Linked DNA regions of Homo sapiens: region 1 is linked to region 2. The links are chromatin loops, found by intact Hi-C in ENCODE. Cell type or tissue: GM12878. All regions are shown on one strand. Links, peaks and the distances in the headings refer to the core of each region. The heading gives the core; the rest is flanking DNA. Region 1 overlaps LOC105376755 (a long non-coding RNA gene). Region 2 has its middle 14 kb from the start of LINC01827.

Evidence for each region. A loop is a pair of places that touch in the nucleus more often than their neighbours do. Peaks named below come from ENCODE experiments on the same cell type or tissue, not always from the same donor. Only the 100,000 strongest peaks of a DNase experiment are listed, where the experiment ranks them.
Region 1: a loop joins it to region 2, with 3 times the contacts of the local background. A loop is called at or near these places in 2 of 110 quality-filtered maps.

Annotation. Positions count from the first base shown.
Region 1 is chr2:195,332,513-195,337,896 of GRCh38, reverse strand. The region is part of intron 1 of LOC105376755 (a long non-coding RNA gene); the gene reads left to right. Among named protein-coding and RNA genes, the nearest start is that of LINC01825, 200 kb to the left of the region's middle. In GM12878, for the core only: no CTCF peak of the experiment used is centred there; no DNase peak of the experiment used is centred there.
Region 2 is chr2:195,557,450-195,562,833 of GRCh38, reverse strand. No RefSeq gene overlaps it. Among named protein-coding and RNA genes, the nearest start is that of LINC01827, 14 kb to the left of the region's middle. RefSeq lists an enhancer at 3,174-3,223. In GM12878, for the core only: no CTCF peak of the experiment used is centred there; DNase peaks (open chromatin) are centred at 525, 1,363 and 3,163; H3K4me3 peaks cover 1,191 bases; H3K27ac peaks cover 4,106 bases.

The DNA of each region.
Region 1 (5,384 bases), core at 214-5,213, 220 kb after region 2:
TAACTACCATACAAAAGTCCGACCAGACCTAGGAGAAACTCCCTTCAGGACAGGATGATAGATGGTTCCTCCTGGGTGATTGAAAAAAAAAACAAAAAACCACAATGGGTATTCAGTAACTGATAGGGAAACTCTTATAGAAGCAGTTAGGAAAATTGCCTAATAATTGGTCTGTTCAAAGGTACAAGCTGTTTGCACTCAGCCAAGCCTTAAAATACTTACAGAATCAAGAAACTCTATCTCAATCCTGACTCAAAAGGTTACCTACACCCCCTCTGAAACAAATTTGCATAAGAATTGTTGTTTATGGGAATGCATCTTGATGGGGCAGCTGGGTTGTTATGAAATACTCAGGAACCCAGCCCAGCTCTAGAACTCACCCCTGAGCACAAAGGCAATGTTAGGCATGGTGGTAAAGGACCACTAGAATCCAGCAGCCCAGACCCCTTTCTTTGTGGTCAAGAAAGGCGGGAAAACAGGTGTAGGACTGCTACATCGGTGAGCGTAACTAATCCGATAAGCAGAGGTCCATGGGTGGTTATGCACCCTGGAAAGGAATAAGCATTAGGACCATCAAGGATGCTCTATGACTAATGCTCATTGGAAAATGACTAGGGCTGCTGGCATCCATATGTTCTTTTTTCAGATGGGAAACGTTCCCCGCAAGGAAAAACTCCACTAAGATGTATTCTGGAGAATTTGGCCCAGTCAGAGTGTATGTACCTTTTACCCTGTCAGACTTGAAGCAAACTAAAATAGACCTAGGTAAATTCTCAGATAACTCTGATGACTATATTGGTGTTTTACAAGGGTTAGGACAATCCTTTGATCTGACATGGAGAGATACAATGTTACTGCTAGATCAGACACTAACCCCAAATGAGAGAAGTGCCACCATAACTGTAGCCCAAGAGTTTGGCGATCTCTGGTATCTCAGTCAGGTCAATAATAGGATGACAACAGAAGAAGGAGAGCAATTCCTCACAAGCCAGCAGGCAGTTCCTAGTGTAGACTCTCACTGCGACACAGAATCAGAACATGGATATTGGTGCCACAGACATTTGCTAACTTGCGTGCTAGAAGGACTAAGGAAAACTAGGAAGAAGCCTATAAATTATTCAATGATGTCCACTGTAACACAGGGAAAGGAAGAAAATCCTACTGCTTTTCTGGAGAGACTAAGGGAGGCATTGAGGAAGCGTATCTCTCTGTCACCTGACTCTACTGAAGGTCAACTAATCTTAAAGGATAAGTTTATCACTCAGTCAGTTGCAGACATTAGAAAAAACTTCAAAAGTCCACCTTAGGCCCGCAGCAAAACTTAGAAACCCTATTGAACTTGGCAACCTTGGTTTTATATAATAGAGATCAGGAGGAGCAGGCAGAACGGGACAAATGGGATAAAAGAAAAAAGGCCACCGCTTTAGTCATGGCCCTCAGGCAAGTGGACTTTGGAGGCTCTGGAAAAGGGAAAGGCTGGGCAAATCAAACGCTTAATAGGGCTTGCTTCCAGTGCGGTCTACAAGGACACTTTAAAAAAGATTGTCTGAATAGAAATAAGCCGCCCCCTCGTCCATGCCCCTTATGTTAAGGGAATCACTGGAAGGCCCACTGCCCCAGGGGACGAAGGTCCTCTGAGTCAGAAGCCACTAACTAGATGATCCAGCAGCAGGACTGAGGGTGCCCGGGGCAAGCGCCAGCCCATGCCATCACCCTCACAGAGCCCCGGGTATGCTTGACCATTGAGGGCCAAGACGCTAACTGTCTCCTGGACACTGGCGCAGCCTTCTCAGTCTTACTCTCTTGTTCCAGACAACTGTCCTCCAGATCTGTCACTATCCGAGGGGTCCTAGGACAGGCAGTCATTAGATACTTCTCCCAGCCACTACTTGTGACTGGGGAACTTTACTCTTTTCTTATGCCTTTCTAATTATGCCTGAAAGCCCCACTCCTTTGTTAGGGAGAGACATCCTAGCAAAACCAGGGGCCATTATACACTAGAATTAGGAGAAGGAAAAAGGGTAAATATATATACAGACTCTAAGTATGCTTACCTAGTCCTCCATGCCCACGCAGCAATATGGAGAGAAAGGGAATTCCTAACTTCTGAGGGAACTCCTATCAAACATCAGGAAGCCATTAAGAGATTGTTATTGGCTGTACAGAAACCTGAAGAGATGGGGTCATCAGAAAGGAAAACAAAGGGAAATAGAAGGGAACCGGCAAGTGGATATTGAAGCCAAAAGAGCCACAAGGCGGGACCCTCTGTTAGAAAAGCTTATAGAAAGACCCCTAGTATGGGGTAATCCCCTCCAGGAAACCAAGCCCCAGTACTCAGCCGAAGAAATAGAATGGGGACCCTCACAAGGACATAGTTTCCTCCCCTCAGGATGGCTAGCCACCAAAGAAGGAAAAATACTTTTGCCTGCAGCTAACCAGTGGAAATTACTTAAAATCCTTCACCAAACCTTTTACTCAGACATTGATAGCACCCATCAGATGGTCAAATCATTTACTGGGCCAAGCCTTTGCAAAACTATCAAGGGCCTGTGAAGTGTGCCAAAGAAATAATCCCCTACACTTCAGGCCATACATTTCAATCCCTGTATCTTTAACCTCCTTGTTAAGTTTGTCTCTTCCAGAATCAAACTGTAAAACTACAAATCGTTCTTCAAATGGAGCCCCAGATGCAGCCCATGACTAAGATCTACCGTGGACTGCTGGACTGGCCTGCTAGCCCATGCTCCAATGTTCATGACATCGAAGGCACCTCTCCAGAGGAAATCTCAACTGCATGACCCCTATTACACCCCAATTCAGCAGGAAGCAGTTAGAGCGGTCGTCAGGCAACCTCCCCAACAGTACTTGGGTTTTCCTGTTGAGAAGGGGAACTGAGAGACAGGACTAGCTGGATTTCCTAGGTCGACTAAGAATTCCTAAGCCTAGCTGGGGAAGGTGACAGCACCTACCTTTAAACATGGGGCTTGTAACTCAGCTCACACCTGACCAATCAGGTAGTAAAGAGGGCTCACTAAAATACCAGTTAGACTAAAAGCAGGAGGTAAAGAAATAGTCAAATCATGTATCGCCTGAGAGCACAGGGGGAGGGACAATGATCGGGATATAAACCCAAGCATTTGAACTGGCGGTGGAAACCCCCTTTGGGTCTCCTCCCATTGTATGGGAGCTCTGTTTTCACTCTATGAAATCTTGCAGCTGCCAAAAAAAAAAAAAAAAAAAGCCATACTTTTGTGTTTTTTCACTATAGCATTTATCACTATATAATGTATCTTATTATCTTGTTTATATTTTGTCACACTAGAATGTAAGCTCCATAAAGCAGGAATTTTTTCCCCTGTTTTTCTCACTGCTATTTCCATAGTAGATGTTTGTGGTAAATACTAAAAAAATATGAATACATAATTGAAAAGCTTAATTCTTAATTAAGATTGAAATCCTGCATGGTAAATTTTTATCAAGTTGGCTCCATCAAGGCATGAATGTCTGTGAACCAAATGTGAGCTCTCTGCTACTGATGTCTGCCTTCCTCCCTTGTGTTCTGTGTTAACCTCTGATGCAGGTTGTAGGAAGCTGGTAATACCTCCACGTTCTCCAAGTTTTCTTACACTTTCTCCATATGGCTGAGGTCTTCAGATTGCTCTCCATTCTAGACCCAATTTAAGTTTTTATTCCAATGGCCATTCTTGCCCTTCAGCTTTTCTGAAATGAAAAACACTTTGCCTTGAGATAGAAGTCCCAGATGCTGAATGCACACCTGCAGTTCCCATTATTGCTTATGTAGATTCTTCACTGCTCAGACTCCTTAATAGGAACTTGCACCTCTTTCACTTGGTATCTCAATGTGCTGTATGACTGTTGCTTCACTGCAGATCCATTAAGCTCTCAGGCCAAAATGAAGCACTAGGCTCATTTAACTGATGAAGCCCTTGTTCCTCTCATTTCTATCTCATATTCTTCTGCAATGATTCTAAGGTATTTCAGACAGGGACAAACAGGGAGGGAACATGAGGTTGCTGATACCTGGAAGATGAGACTCCTAAGAACAAGCATTGCCTACCAGCTGATTTTTTTGCACAGAAGGCCTCCACTTACATGATTAGGAAATAAAATACATACAAAAATACCCAAAGAACTTTTTTCTGCCTTATGTTGGAGAAAGAAGTGACCTAATTATTGTTTTCAACTACATGACGGACTGTGTCCATCTGTTTTTCTCCTCCACCAGGAATAGAACTAGAGGAAACAGGCTTAATCTGTAGCCTGAGCTTTGTAGTTTAAACATAAAGGAGAATTTCCTGACAGTGAGTAGTGGATTATAGAATTTGTTTCTTATAAGATTTAGATTTCCATCTGGCTGGGGTATGTTTGATGCAGTTGTCTCCAAAATTGGTGGAGGTGGGTGTATATGTAGGTTAAATGACTCCTCAAAGATTCTTATTCTTAAGCATTTATGATTAACTTTTTGAAAAAAGTCTTACAAATGACTTCATGCTGTCCTAATATTTTTAATGTAGGATAATGTGAATTTTAATTTATTGGAGGAGTGTATTTAAAAATAACTTCAAAAATGAATGTTCAGACACTTTTAGAGTGTAGAAGGGCATATCTTTGAATTTTGAAAAGATTGAACATGGTTTACTAAATGTATTTCTGGGCTTGCCCTAGTTGAAGCTGCTGTTTAGTTATGTTTTGTATTTCTAAAATTAAGCGAATTTGGAAAGAATTTTTTTCATGTGAAAGCTTTGATTTTGGGCAATATTGATAGTTGCAAACTTAATGCCCATCATCTTTGCCCAAAAGTTTAAAGAAAAGCTTTCTGATAATTATAGTTACTCAACAAGTCAAATGATAGATAATGGTAATAGAAATAAAAGCAATCCACTGACTGAATTATACAATATGATTCTTTGAAAAGTGATATAGTTAGAGAATAACTGAAGTAGAAATACAATAAAATAGATAAGAAGAAAGATAGATTCAAAGTGACCTCTGGGTTAGTTTAGAAATCTGTATAAATATCGAAGTATTGAAATTCTGCTAAACTCACACTTGGGACTTGCATGAAACTATTCATTCAAAAACAAGTGCAAAATGTTAAAAATGTGAACCTCTTAATCTTGATAAAAGATGTTAAATGCAAAAGACTGATAATTAAAGAAGAGGCTTTTTGATAATAGGTTGAATACTAATAACCACATTAAAATCTCCACCAAGTATTCTGTGTATCTTTCAAGACAGAAGATGTCTGCTATATTTACTTTCTTGATTGTATTTGAAATTAATTTGTACAAGTACAAATGAAAAAACAGTGATTTAATTCATGGCATCAACCATGTTTTAATGATTCAGTTAGCAAATCTTGA
Region 2 (5,384 bases), core at 313-5,312:
TGTTATCTCTGATCTTATAATGAAAGTATATTTACTCAATATATTTACACACTTCTGAGTGATTATTTTGAAAAGTCAGCTTCCTAGGCTGCTTGCATCAGAATCACATGGAAGATGTGTTAGAATCCAGATTCCCTGATCTCTCTGAAAGCAGGGCCTGGAAATCGGCATGTGAAACACATATCCTAACACATTTTCACATACACAGATGTTCCCGCTCCAGCGCTGTGGAGTTATTGAGACAGGTTCTTATTCTATCTTCTTATATTTTTGTTTTGGCATTTTCTTATTGTCTCTGCTGTTTCTCTGCCATCATCACTGTTATCCTTGGGAAAGAGCAGGCGATGTTGACTGATAGTGGTGGAACTGGGGAAGGTGATAATACAAGTAATACAATTTTTGCGAATTTGTTTTATCTACTTAAAACGGCTCTCTCCAGACCAATTTGCATGAAAAACAGGAAGCTGACTAAATTGAAAGAAAATGCTAAATCTTCAGGTTGCACCTTCATATCAAGAAAAATTCTATTAGGTACACACACAAGTAGGTAAAAACAGCAGGAGGCTAGTGAGGAGGTTGTGCAGTGGCCTCCCACACCTCCCACACATCTGCTTCTGCTTTTGTGCTGTACTCTCGGAGAGCTCCTACTGACCCAAATACCAATCCGGTGGACTCTTAATGTCTTTTTTTTTTTTTTTTTTTTTTTTTTTTTGAGACAGGGTGTCACTCTGTTGCCCAGGCTGGAGTGCAGTGGCCAGATCTCCGCTCACTGCAACCTCCACCTCCTGGGTTTAAGCAGTTCTCGTGCCTCAGCTTCCCGAGTAGCTGGGATTACAGGCACACTCCACCATGCCTGGCTAATTTTTGTACTTTTAGTAGAGTCAGGGCTTCACCATGTTGGCCAGGCTGGTCTTGAACTCCTGACCTCAAGTGATTTGCCTGCCTTGCCTCTCAAAGTTCTGGGATTACAGGCGTGAGCCACCGCACCCAGCAAGATCCAACTTTTGAACCAACACTTCATCTTGAGATTCTTACATTCCTTGCTGGTTTTAATTTCTTTCGTCCTTTAGCACCTTTCCAGCCTTTCTTATAGCCCCCTTCTCTTTGTCCACTGCTTGTATACTGCTTTTCATTGCGCTTTTTTCCTTGGCTGTCTTTCTCACCAATCTTTTTCTGTCTCTGCCTCTCTCTTTTCCCATGTCCCCATTTTCTCTCTTCACAGATTATTGAATATTTACTATGGGTCAGGCACACTTCTAAGTACATTACATAAAATAACTCAGTTAATTTTCACAACCTCATAATTGCAGGAACTGAAACAGAGAAGTTAATTTGCCTAAGATCACATGGCTAGCTAGTAATGGAGCTATGATCCAGACGCTAGCATTTTGGCTCCAGAGCCTATGCTCTTAATCATTACATACCTTCTTTTCTTAGTCTACAAGCCCATTTGACTGAGCTTATCCATTTTTTTTTTTTAGCTTCAACTTCTAACTATAAGCTCATTTGATATCTCTAATTCCAATCATGCCTGTCATCTGAGTTCGTCATCCCTGATGCTCACTGGACAACTTTACTAGTATTTCCCCATAGGGTATTAAACAGTTGATATTCCCACAACTGAACTCACTGTCTTTCTTGCCTTTAGCTTACAGTGTCTCCATTCTCCTTGTCACCAATGCAAGAAAACTGGGAGCCATCCTACAGTTATTTTGTCCAGTGTACTCTACCTCCTGATCATTTTTGTTTCATTTCTGTTCCTTTCTCTTCTTCCCTTCTGCCACCACAACTACACTTTGGGATTATAGTAAATATTTTTCTCATTCTTTTGAGCAAAGGATTAGTTTTTACCTTATGATATTGTGAGTCTTAACTGATGAGGTTCTCTTCTTTGAATTACCTACTCTGATGCATGGAGTCACATGTGAAAGCTACCTATTAAAAAAAAACTATAGAAACCTGGCTGGATATGGTGGCTCACACCTGTAATCCTAGCACTTTGGGAGGCTGAGGTGGGCAGACCACTTGAGCTCAGGAGTTTAAAACCAGCCTGAGCAACATGGCAAAACCCAGTCTCTACAAAAAAAAAAAAAAAAAAAAAAAAAATTAGCTGGGCTTCGTGTCGCACACCTATAGTCTCAGAAACTTACTTGGGAGGCTGAGGTGGCAGGAACGCTTGAGCTCGGGAGGTCAAGGCTGCAGTGAGCTGAGATCTTGCCACTGCACTCCAGCCTGGGCGACTGAGTGAGACCCTGTCTCAAAAACAAGAAAAAAAAAATAGAAACGTATGCAATAATTTTCTGAACAAAGTTCTCTCTTGCTACTATCGTATTCCCTTAGGCTCATTTTAAAAAACTTGCTTTCAATTCTATTTTATATTACTCTACCCACAATAAACTACTTGCAGTTCCCTCAAATTTGCCAATGTGTGTGTGAGTGTGTATGTGTGTGTACATACCTGGACCATTGCCCATGCTGGAATGCCCTTTCTCGCCTCGCCTACTTGACAAATATCTATATTTTCCAAATCTCAATTCAAGATCATTTTATTCTTGAAATTATTAATGATACCTAACTTATGCCACCTCAATATGCCACGTACACTTTTTAATTTTTAACACCTATTGCCCTGATTTGCTTAAATATTTCTGTCCCTTCTGAAGTGTAATTTCTGTGAGATCAGAGACTGTATCTCATCTTTCCATTTTCAGTGGCCTAATAAAGCTGCATCTTTAGAAGTGGCTCATGGAATGATTCTACAAATAATAACTGTCATCCTTATGGAGCAGGTACCAGATGACAATAAACAGGCCAAACTGCAATGACATCTCAGCAAAGCCCACATATACCACTTATATATTTGGGAGATTTTCATAGTTTTGAAATGCTTTTGAATCTTTTTAAAGCCCTGTTTCTCTGCAATAGTAATAATAATAAAAAAAAAACTCTCAAAACAAGTATGCGTTACATGCTGGTTCCAAGAAGGAGGGAAGCTGGGGCAAACCACATCCTGCTTTCAAAGGAACCAACAAAGACCATGAGTAAAGCATGAGCTGAGGCTGATGAAGTGCACCTGTCCTGTGACAGTTCATGAGCAGTCAGCCTCTCATGAAAGTGGCAAGTTCTCTGTATTTTTACATAGCCAAGTCAGGCATTTCTAGGCTCATCTGTGGGACGAGGACACAATAGAGCAGGAAATGGCTTTGATGCTCCCAGTTTTAGTTTCCTAGGGCTGCTGTAACAAGACACCACAAACTGGGTTGCTTAAACATCTGTATTTGTTTCACGGTTGTGGAGGCTGGGAGTCTAAAATCAGCGTTGGTAGGGTTGGTTCCTTTTGGAGGCCCTAAGGGAGAAACTGACCTGGGCCGCTCCCCTAGCTTCTGGTGCTTGCTGACATTTTTGGCATTGCTTGGCTTGCAGCTGCAACCCTCCAATCTCTGTCTCCATCATCAAATGGCCCTGTCTCTGTGTATGTCTAAATTTTCCCCTTGTTTAAACTTTTAATTTTAGGTTTGTGGGGTACATGGGAAGGTTTGTTACATAGGTAAACCAATGTCATGGGAGTTTGTTGTATGCATTATTTTATCATCCAAGTGTTAGGCCAAGTACCCAATAGTTACCTTTTCTGCTTCTTTCCCTCCTGATGCCCTCCCCACTTAAGTAGGTCCCAGTGTCTTTTGTTTCCTTCTTTGTGTTCGTAGTTCTTATCATTTAGCTCCTACTTATAAGTGAGAACATATTGTATTTGGTTTTCTGTTCCTCCATTAGTTTGCTAAGGATAATAGTCTCCAGCTCCATCCATGTTCCCGCAAAAGACATGATCTTGTTCTTTTTTTATAGCTGCATAGTATTCCCTGGTATATAAGTATCACATTCTCTTTATCCAATCTGTCATTGATGGTCATTTGGGTTGATTCTATATCTTTGCTATTGTGAATAGTGCTGCAATAAACATTTGCATGTGTGTGTCTTTATGGTAGAATGATTTATATTCTTCTGGATATATATGGGATTGCTGGGTAGAATGGTAGTTCTGCTTTTAGCTCTTTGAGGAATTGCCATGCTGCTTTTCACAAGGGTTGAACGAATTTACACTCCTACCAGTAGTGTATACTGATTGTCAGAATGTTCATACCTCTTTCCGTAAATATACTCTAATGCAGTATAACCTCATCTTAACTTGATTATATCACCGAGGCTCTTATTTGTTTCCAAATAAGGTCCCATTTGTAGGTTTTAGGGGTTCAGACTTGAGCAAATCTTTTTGGGGATACTGTTCAACCCACAATGCCCCACCACACTTTAAATCTCCTTGGACCACAAGGTCAGCATATAGGCTTTTCCACTGCTTTGTTGGAGGTGGTGGTGAGAGTGGCAAAAGGTGACCATGACCTGAGAATCTTGGGGTTCTGGGTCATGAGTCATCTCCCCATCTACCTGCTTTTAGATGGATGAGGCTAAAAAGCATTATTTATTTACTTTTATTGTTTAAGGTTTCTGAAAATATATTTGAAGTAAACACATATTTTGAATGTAATAATTTAAATTATTCTAAATCATATGTTTGCTATATAAAGCATTAGAATCAAAAGTTTATATCCTTTTTAGTTTTTTTTGTTTCTTTTCTTTTCATTTTTTTTTTTTTTTTTAGAGATGGTTTCTTGCTATATTGCCAAGGCTGGTCTCAAACTCCTGAACTCAAGTGATCCTCCTGCCTTTGTCTCCTAAGTAGCTGAGATTACAGGTGTGAGCCTCCATGCTTGCCTCCTTTTTAGATTTTTAAATTATTTATTTATTTATTTAGTAGAGATGGGATTTCACTATGTTGGCCAGGCTGGTCTCAAACTCCTGACCTCAAGTGATCTGCCCGCCTTGGCCTCCCAAAGTGCTGGAATTACAGTCATGAGCCACTACACCTGGCCTGATTTTTAAAGAATTTAAATGATGTCTCAAATAATTTAACCACTAGAAAATTAAATCAATGTGCCAAAAATCATATTTCAAAAAATAATAAAAATAAAGGAGAAAATGCAATAGATAAACTGAAGAATTAGAAAATAATAGAGCAAGAGGGCTCTTAAAGATTTTTGTTTAGGTCAATAAATCCTGCCTTCCTCAGTGTGTAAAGTGAGACCCATTTAAACATTTTTTTCCAAAGTTACCCAGCTAATTAGTGGGCACAATTTAGACTATATTTCAAGTTTTTTTTTTTTTTTTAGATGGAGTTTTGTTCTTGTTGCCTAGGCTGGAGTGCAATGGTGAGATCTCAGCTCACTGCAACCTCTGCCTCCTGGGTTCAAGTGATTCCCTTGCCTCAGCCTGCCAAGTAGCTGGGATTACAGGCGCACATCACCATGCCCGGTTAATTTTTTGTATTTTTA